2 separate regions of the Homo sapiens genome follow, and region 2 is linked to region 1. The links are chromatin loops, found by intact Hi-C in ENCODE. Cell type or tissue: GM12878. All regions are shown on one strand.

Region 1 (5,000 bases):
CAAGTTCTGAGCCTCAAAGAGGAAGTTGAGCATTACAAAAATAGAGGTGTTATATGGATAAAGCTGTAGCTTTCTACCTGTAAAACCCACCACATCAATCTGTGAAGATGCGGTTCATTATTCTCAGGATGATGCAATTAGTCTTAATGACCTGGCAGGCGCTTGTGAGCAATGATTCTTAATAAAGCTTTCAGGGCTAGGGTGAAAACCACCCACTGCTTGTGTCTATTCATCTCACTCCCAAGCTCGGCCATGCATACTCAGTTTGAATATGTGCTTCCTAAATCCATTTTAAGGGGAATTGTTTAGTGATTTACTATCATAGGCATCCTGGCTTATAGCTAAGAGATGGGCTTGCCTCTTTCAGCAAGAAAAACAGGCCAAGATGAAGATCAAAGGCAAAGAACTGGTGTTCCTCAGGAATAAAGACTGGTGGCTTGAACTGAGCCATCTTTGTGCATCACCCACTGAGTTTAATAATGTACCAAGAGGACTGGTTTTGTGTCCTATCCAAGGGGTACACGACTGCAAACTGGCTTGTTCATGAACCTCTTTCCAGCTGGCACAGCCTCATGGAGAGCTGTTTATCTGAATATTTATAATACTTATAGTAGATTAATAATTGTTATATTCCTGTTCAACAGCCATCCTTGACTTTCTTCCTTGCTAGCCGAAGGATACCTCCTACTCTGAAACAGACTGGATTCTAGCTTTCCCAGACATGCTTTCAGCTAAGACATGAGCACGTGACCAATCTTGACCAAAAAAACTAGAGGGGAAGTCAGTTAAGGGCTCATGGAAAGGGTTTTCTTCTATATTAAAAGAGTAACACAGTGGAGGAACATACTGTATCTGTGTTTGGACAGCATATATGAGAATGCAATGTCAGAAATCTAGTGACCAAGAGAGCAAAGCTGAGAGAATCACAGAGAAACCACATCAGTTTAGTTAGTGAACTAATGGGCCCTGAAGCTGCCCACCTCTGAACTTTCTATTTTATGAGATCATCAGTGCCCTTTATTGCAGGTACTTTCAGGTGATGGTTGCAGACACAGTTGTTTACCTATGCAAACATATTCCTCCATATTCCTTGCTAAAGGAATCCTAATTCAATTAATCTGGGGGGAGATCCTCTACCCTTGAGGGAGATGGGCTCAGCCTTTATGCTACTGGCAGGGCCTGGGGGGGCGCATATAAACCATCCTGGACGCAGGGATGTAAAGGGAAGCCTTCTGGAGGACCCTGGGGAAGACTCTTCTGCCCTAATAAGAGATAACTCTGTGAGCATAAAGGTTCTGCCTGACTCTTCCCCTTTGAAAACAGCATATGAGGACAAGTTGCTGAGGACGTGGCTGCTTTCTTAGGATCAGAAGAAGATGAAAAGAAAACTATAGAGGAGGCATCTTTCTTTGAGCTGATCCCTGAAACAATTGCATGTAGGATTTTAAATAAAAGCCATTTAGTAATATTTAATTTTTAGCCATGGGTGGACATTTTCCTGCTGAAGGGATTTTGAAGTGTTCAAGCTTAGACCCAAGGCCCTGGCAGGGGTTGGCAGAGGTAGATTTTAAGAGTGATGCCGATTTGTTTTCCAGTCTAAAAAAAGGGGGGCTGCCTATCATATCTTTAGAGAGCAAGCGGGAATTGGACTGGACCAAAATATGCAGTCAAGTGAGAGAAGTGGCCCTTTGATTAGGGGCTTTTTAAGGCTCCGAATCCCCAGGCAGCCTGGGACTGTGATCTGGCCATGAGATGTGGGACAGGGAAGGGGAGATGCCCCAGATGGGAAAATCTAGGGCTGTGGACCTTGCCCTCCTGAAGTGACCAAGCCACGAAGACAGGGGCTTCAGCACAGCCGAGGCTGGGGTCTGGACACCTAGTGACCTGGGGCTGCATCGTGAGTGGTGGGAGAGGGGAGGCAGCTGTTGCCCCCACAAAAGGCTGGATACGGCTACTTTTGGAAAGCAGAAGGGGAAAAATAGAGGTACATTTCAGTAATTTGCTGGTGAAGGAAGTCAGTGACTGTTTTATCACCCAGGTCCACAGCCCTGTATTGTACCACCAGGATGATGTGGCTTGGGAAAATGATAGATGCTCATGTTTACCCCCATCTCACCAGATATTAGGTTGGTGCAAAAGCTATTGCGGTTTTTGTAATAGTTTTTAAGCACCTTGAAAGCACCGATGGTTTGTTACATTCCTCTGATGTTCCTGTGCAAGCATCAAATAGTTGATATTTAAATTTAATTCAATAAATATATGTTGAGACCATGCTGTGCCCCAGGCACCATGCCAGACACTGGGATACAGCAATGGATGTTTGCCTAAAGGAGGCTTGTGTGACTTGATGTAAGCTACCCCATAACCCTTGGGGCTGTACCCAAGGGGGGCTTCTATGCTGATCTTTGTCAACCACTAGAGGGCAGAAGAAGGGGCCCTTTTCCTGAGCCTGTAACATCCCCAGAGGGATGGCACCGGGAGTGTGAGACCAGGCTCTAGAGAGCTGAGACCTAAAAGGGAGGCAGGGATGGGAAGAGGGCTCCTTGTGATTATTTCTGAGTGGTGTTCTTGGGGGTGGTTTTTTTTTTCTCTTCCCAAGGCATTCTGCAAATTGGAAAATCACTCAGTCATGCTAATTGTGACAGCGTGAGACCTCTGTCAAATTACTGTGGTGCCTGTGCTCTGGGGAACATTGCCTTTTGAGCTGTAAAATGTCTTCTTTTACAGTAATGAACATCTTTTAGCAGCATAAGAATGCACCAGGGGGTTCCCAAGAAAATGGAATAGGTGGTTTCTCATGGGTAGGTTGCCCTACCCTCAACTTGATCTAATTATAAAATGATTGGATTTTCCTTAGATAATGGAGATGATGAGGAAAATCTACTTCATATTATGAGCCAGAGCTTCAGACTGTGGCAGTTTGTTCGTCCTTGGGCAATTGTGGTTGAGTAGCTAATTGAACAGCTTTGGGCTTTGAGAAATAGCCATACGCCTTTATCTCCTTCTCAATTTTCTCATCCTTTTATGTTTATTAACCTCTAAGCATGGTTGTTCCATCATGAATAAGAAAATTCTGAATCTTTGTTTTCCTTCTCCAGAAGGGATTTCTATCTGCAGTGGAGTGAGCCCAAGTTTACCACCAGGGACTAACTGGCAGAGATTCCTGGAGCACCTGCATGATGTGGGGGGCTTGTTGGCATTTGAGTCAGGAGGAAGTGGAGATCTGAGGCTTCTCAGAGTGAGCTTCAAAGAGTCAGAGAAAAGGTTAAAAGTCCTGTAGTCTTATTTATGTGAGACCTCACAACTAAGGTGACCCTTTAAACTTCCCATGGAATTACTGGCATGAACAACTTGCTACATTACTTTGGAATTATATCCTAGATATTTTAGAAAAATGTCCAAGCAATGCACGACATTGAAAACTGCTTATTTCCAACCATTCGTTGCTCAGTCACCAAGTGCTGGCCATTGCCTAGATCCTGGGAGAAGCGGAATGTTTGTTGGTTAAGAGCGTGGAGTTAGACTACTTGGTTGTGGTCTGTGTAGGGTGCAGGGCAATGGGAATATTTGAGAAAAACCTTAAGTTTATTTCTACAGTCAGAAATGTGTTCCTCCATTGGAAATCACTTCATATTTTTAGAGGAAGTGAGAGAGATGTGGAAAGTGTAGATAGAAAATTTTAGTATGATTGATTGCTAAAAAAAATTCCCCCGGAAAGCTATTTCAAGTAGAAAATGGTGTTATGTGGTCAGGTTGGGGCAAGAAAAAAATGAAATACACCAAGATTCTGAAGAGAGCAGAACATGAAAGATGAGCCATGATTCTTTGTAGCAATATCACGTGCTGGAAGCGTCCTGTTGTGGTCACTTTGTCCTTTGTGTTAACTCCACATCCCCCTGCACTTCCTGTCCCCTCCCACAGTTGCCCAACTCGGAAGCCCTCAGACAGGTCTCCGTGTCTGTCAGCAGCTCTGCCCTCAGGGCTGAGTGGCACCTTGCAGCACTGGCTGGATCCTGAGCAGTTCCTTCCTGTCAGCTGTTGGCAAATGCTGCCTTTTGAGCAGGACTCACCTTCCTGCAGCGTGGGAACTGGGGGTGGTGTCACCAACTGTTGGACTGTGACAACTGGCATGGCTAAGAGTATAGAAAGTATCTCCTACCCTGTCCTGCTCTGCCCTTCAAGCCCGGGCACTTCTTCCATTCTCCATTGTCCAAGGTCAAAGGAAGGGCTGGTTGACTCTCAGCAGTGGGATTCCCTGCCTGCCTGGGTACCCTCCCCAGCCCAGCTTCCTTCTAGGAGGTTGGAAACAGGCCCCGGCGAGCCTGGTGCCATGTCTTCATGGGAGTTGCTTACGTGGTACACCAAGCCCAGGTATAAGAGAGGGACCAGAAATGTCAACTGTTTTCTCGGTCCAGGATTTCTCCTTTGCAATGCCTGGAAGGATTTTTTTATTTTATTCTTTACTCTTTCTATTGAGACGTAACATGCATAAAATGCCTAAAATGCACTTAGGAGTGTACGGTCCTTCTACACCTGTATAAATAGCACCCAGATCAAGATTTGGAATCCTACTAGTATTCCAGAAGGTTCCTTATTTTCCTCTTTCAGTCAATAACTCCGCAGGCAACTACCATTCTGACCTCTATTTTCATCAGTTAGTTTTTCCTGTTTTTGTCATCGTATGAATGGAATCATGCCATATATACCCTTTTGTGTCTGGCTTCTGTGCTACTATGAACACTCTTGTATATCCTTTTGTATAGCATGGACTCTTTCTCTTGGGTGCATGCTAAGAGTAGAATCACTGGGCTATAGGTCCGAATGATGTATTTTGATTATGTTAACTTAAGCATGTGCGAGTTGGCACAACAAATAACACAGCTATAAATAAAAGTAGCTATGAATAAATTATAAGTGAGTGCCCCAGCTTTCAATCAACCACACTACCAAATGGAAGCATATTCATGTCATGTCAGGGAAAGGTGATGGCTACTGATTGC
Region 2 (5,000 bases), 110 kb after region 1:
AGTTGGGTTATTTGTCTTTTTAGTGTAGAATTACAAGTTCCTTATATATTATAAACATTAGTCTCTTATCAGCTATATGATTTGCATATTTTTTTCCCATTATGTAGGGTGTATTTTACTTTATTAATAGTGTCCTTTGAAGCATAGTTACTTTTGATTTTTATGAAGTCCAATTAATCAATATTTTATTGCTTGTGTTTTTGGTATCATATCTAAAAAAACCATTGGCTAATACATGGTCACAAAGACTTATGACTATGATTTCTTCTAAGAGTTTTATCATTTTCACTCTTACATTTAGGTCTTTGATTCATTTTGACTTAATTCTTGTATATTCTGAGATTTGACTCCAAATTCATTCTTTTTTCAGGTAGATACATAGTTGTTCCGATACCATTTGCTGCAAAAGCTATATTTTCCCCCATTAAATTTTTTTAGCACCCCTGTCAAAAATTAATTCATCATAAAAGTATCAATTTATTTCTGGACTTTCAATTATATTGCATTGATCTATGTGTCTACTGTTACATCCATACCACACAGTATTGATTCCTGGAGCTTTGTAGTAAGTTTTGAAACTGGAAGTGTGAATTCTCTAACTTTATTCTTTTTTAAAGTTTATTTTCACTATTTTTATCTCTTTCATTACCAAGTAAATTAAAAAAATACTTTATACTTTTATATATAAAGTATATATAAACTGTGAACGCAGTTACATGTTCACAGCAAAATTGGGCAGAAGGTATGTGGAATTCCCACATATCCCCAATCACACATAGCCTCCCCCACCCAAATGTTACACCAGAGTAGTACATTTATTACCTTCAAGGGATCTACATTGGCACATTATTATCACCCAAAGTCCACAGCATATATGAGGTTTCACTCTTGGTGTTACTGGTTTTATGGGTTTTGACAAGTATAAAATGATAAATATTTCACTATTATAATATCAAACAAAATAGTTTATCTGCCCTAAAAATCCTCTGTGTTCCACCTATTCATTTCTCTCTCCCCCACCCCACAATTGGAATCACAGAATATAGCTTTTTCAAAATGCTCAACACCACTAATGATCATGGAAATGCAAATCAAAACCACAATGTGATACCACCTTACTCCCGCACGAATGGCCATAATTAAAAAATAAAAAATAATAAATGTTGGCATGGATGTAGTGAAAAGGGAACACTTTTACACTGCTGGTGGGAATGTAGACTAGTACAACCACTGTGGAAAACAGTGTGGAGATTTCTTAAAGAACTAAAAGTAGAGCTACCATTTGATCCAGCAGTCCCACTACTGGGTATGTATCCAGAGGAAAAGAAGTCATATGAAAAAGACACTTGCACACACAGGTTTATAGCAACACAATTCACAATTGCAAAAATATGGAACCAGCCCAAATGCCCACCAATCAACGAGTGCATAAAGAAAATGTGACATATATATATATATATATATACACACACACACACCATGGAATACTACCCAGTCATAAAAAGGAACAAAATAATGGCATTCGCAGGAATCTGGATGGAATTGGAGACCATTCTTCTAAGTGAAGTAACTCAGGAATGGAAAACTAAACATCTTACGTTCTCACTTATAAGTGGGAGCTAAGCTATGAAGATTCAAAGGCATAAGAATGATACAATGGACTTTGGGGACTCAGGGGAAAGAGAGGGAGCGGGATGAGGGATAAAAGACTATACATTGCGTACAGTGTACACTGCTCGGGTGATGGGTGCAACAAAATCTCAGAAATCACCACTAAAGAACTTATTCATGTAACCAAACAACACCTGTTCCCTCAAAACCTATTGAAATAAAAAAATGTTAAAAAAGAGCACCAGTAAGCTACCACTTAACAAGGATGCTGCTAATATTTAGTTCCATTTCTATCTCACCCCTCACCTCACTCTGACTTCACCCTACCAGTAACAAACATCCCCATCTTGTGGTTACTTTTTACTTCTTTCAAAACTATAATCATATATGAATGTATCCCTAAGCAACATGTTTAATCATGCTAATTTGCAAGATTTATAGAATATATATCATACCAAAAAAAAGAATATTGCCTTATCAAATTGGCTTATTTCACATAGTAACATGTATTTAAGGTTCTTCCATGTCATTTCATGGCTTCCTCGCTCATTTCTTTTTAGTGCTGAATAATATTTCATTGTCTGGATTTACCACAGTTTATCCATTCAGCATTACTGAAGGACATGTTGGTTGCTTTCAAGTTTTGACAACTATAAATAAAGTTGCTAAAAAATGTGCAGGTTTTGTGGGGACATGTCTTCAATTCATTTGAATAAATACTAAGAAGTGCAATTGCTGGATCATATCATAAGAGTATGTTTAATTTTCTAAGAAACTGCTAAACTGTCTTTAAAAGTGGCTATACCATTTTGCATTCCTGCCAACAATGAATGAGAGTTTCTGTTGCTCCACAACCTTGTCACCATTTGATGTTGCCAGTGTTCTGGATTTTGGCCATTCTGTTATGAATGTAGTGCTATTGCATTGTTGTTTAAATTTGCAATTCCTTAATGACAAATGACATTGAACATATTTTCGTATGCATATTTTTCATTTCTAAATATGTTCTTTGTATGTGTCTGTTCAGGTTTATTGCTCATTTTAAAATTGGGTGGTTTGTCTTTTTATTGTTTTTTTGTTGTTGTTGTCAGGGATAGACAAGGTCTTGCTCTGTCACCTGGGCTGGTGCACAGTGGCGCAATCATGGCTGTCTGCGGCCTCAACCTCCAGGGCTCTGGTGATACTCCCACACCTCAGCCTCCTGAGTACCTGGGACTACAGACATGCACCAGCATGCCTGGCTAATTTTTGTATTTTTTGTAGAGTTGGGGTTTTGCCATTTTTCCCAGGCTGGTCTCAAACTCCTGAGCTCAAGTAATCTTCATTGTTGAGTTTTAAGGGTTGTTGATATATTTTGGGTAACAGTCTTTTATCTGATATATCCTTTCGGTCTGTGGCTTGTCTTCTCATTCTCTTGGCAATGTCTTTTGCAGAGCAGAAGTTTTTAATTTTAGTGAAATCCCACTTATCAATCTCTTCTTTCAGATTGTGCTTTTGATGTTGTATCTAAAAAGCCATACATCACACCAATAAACCTACCACTTAACAAGGATGCTGCTAATGTTTAGTTCCATTTCTATCTCACCCCTCACTTCATTCTGACTTCACCCTCCCAGTAACAAGCATCCCCATCTTGTGGTTACTTTTTACTTCTTTCAAAACTATAATCATATATGAATGATCCCTAAGCAACATAATGTTTAATCATGCTAATTTTCAAGATTTATAAAATATATATCATACCCAAGGTCACCAAGATTTTCTCCTATGTTATCTTCTAGGAGTTTTATAGTTTGTTACATTTAGGTAATGATCAAGTTCGAGTTAATCTTTGTGAAAAGTGTAAGTTAATCTTTGTGTAAGGTCTGTCTAGATTTATTTATTTAAAAGTAGATGCAGTTATTCCAGCACTATTTGTTGGAAAGACTATCCTTTCTCCATTGAATTGCTCTTGCTTTTTTGTCAAAGATCAATTGACTATATTTATGTGGGTCTATTCCAGGCCCCTTTATTCCATTCCACTGAGCTACTTGTCTATTCTTTTGCAAATTCTTTGCCAAGGCTTATATTGCTTTAAAGTCGGAAACTGTCAATTCCCTGACTTTGTTGTTCTTTATTATTTTTTTTATTATACTTTAAGTTCTAGGGTACTGGCGCACAATGTGCAGGTTTGTTACATATGTATACATGTGCCATGTTGGTGTGCTACACCCATTAACTCATCATTTACATTAGGTATATCTCCTAATGCTGTCCCTCCCTGCTGTCCCAACCCCACTACAGGCCCCGGTGTGTGATGATCCCCACCCTGTGTCCAAGTGTTCTCATTGTTCAGTTCCCACCTATGAGTGAGAACATGCAGTGTTTGGTTTTCTGTCCTTGTGATAGTTTGCTCAGAGTGATGGTTTCCAGCTCCATCCATGTTCCTACAAAGGACACGAACTCATCCTTTTTTATGGCTGCATAGTATTTCATGGTGTATATGTGCCACATTTTCTTAATCCAGTCTATCATTGATGGACATTTGGGTTGGTTCCAAGTCTTTGCTATTGTGAATAGTGCCGCAATAAACATATGTGTGCATGTGTCTTTATAGCAGCATGTTTTATAATCCTTTGGGTATATACCCTGTAATGGGATGGCTGGGTGAAATGGTATTTCTAGTTCTATATCCTTGAGGAATTGCCACACTGTCTTCCACAATGGTTGAACTAGTTTACACTCCCACCAACAGTGTAAAAGTGTTCCTATTTCTCCACATCCTCTCCAGCACCTGTTGTTTCCTGACTTTTTAATGATCGCCATTCTAACTGGTGTGAGATGGTATCTCATTGTGGTTTTGATTTGCATTCCTCTGATGACCAGTGATGATGAGCATTTTTTCATGTGTCCGTTGTCTGCATAAATGTCTTCTTTTGAGAAGTGTCTGATCATATCCTTTGCCCACTTTTTGATGGGGTTGTTTGCTTTTTTCTTGTAAATTTGTTTAAGTTCTTTGTAGATTCTGGATATTAGCCCTTTGTCGGATGAGTAGATTGTAAAAATTTTCTCCCATTCTGTAGGTTGCCTGTTCACTCTGATGGTAGTTTCTTTTGCTGTGCAGAAGCTCTTTAGTTTAATTAGATCCCATTTGTCTATTTTGGCTTTGGTTGCCAATGCTTTTGGTGTTTTAGTCATGAAGTCCTTGTCCATGCCTATGTCCTGAATGGTATTGCCTAGGTTTTCTTCTAGGGTTTTGATGGTTTTAGGTGTAACATGTAAGTCTTTAATCCATCTTGAATTAATTTTTGTACAAGGTGTAAGGAAGGGATCCAGTTTCAGCTTTCTACATATGGCTAGCCAGTTTTCCCAGCACCATTTATTAAATAGGGAATCCTTTCCCCATTTCT

The links. Hi-C counts contacts between places; a loop is a spot of excess contacts. Peaks named below come from ENCODE experiments on the same cell type or tissue, not always from the same donor. Only the 100,000 strongest peaks of a DNase experiment are listed, where the experiment ranks them.
Region 2: a loop joins it to region 1, with 2.1 times the contacts of the local background. A loop is called at or near these places in 1 of 110 quality-filtered maps.

Annotation. Positions count from the first base shown.
Region 1 is chr20:19,071,343-19,076,342 of GRCh38, forward strand. No RefSeq gene overlaps it. Among named protein-coding and RNA genes, the nearest start is that of SLC24A3, 140 kb to the right of the region's middle. In GM12878, a CTCF peak has its summit at 2,396 (motif pointing right); DNase peaks (open chromatin) are centred at 149, 915, 2,700 and 3,889; H3K27ac peaks cover 2,693 bases.
Region 2 is chr20:19,183,342-19,188,341 of GRCh38, forward strand. No RefSeq gene overlaps it. Among named protein-coding and RNA genes, the nearest start is that of SLC24A3, 27 kb to the right of the region's middle. In GM12878, a CTCF peak has its summit at 1,920; no DNase peak of the experiment used is centred here.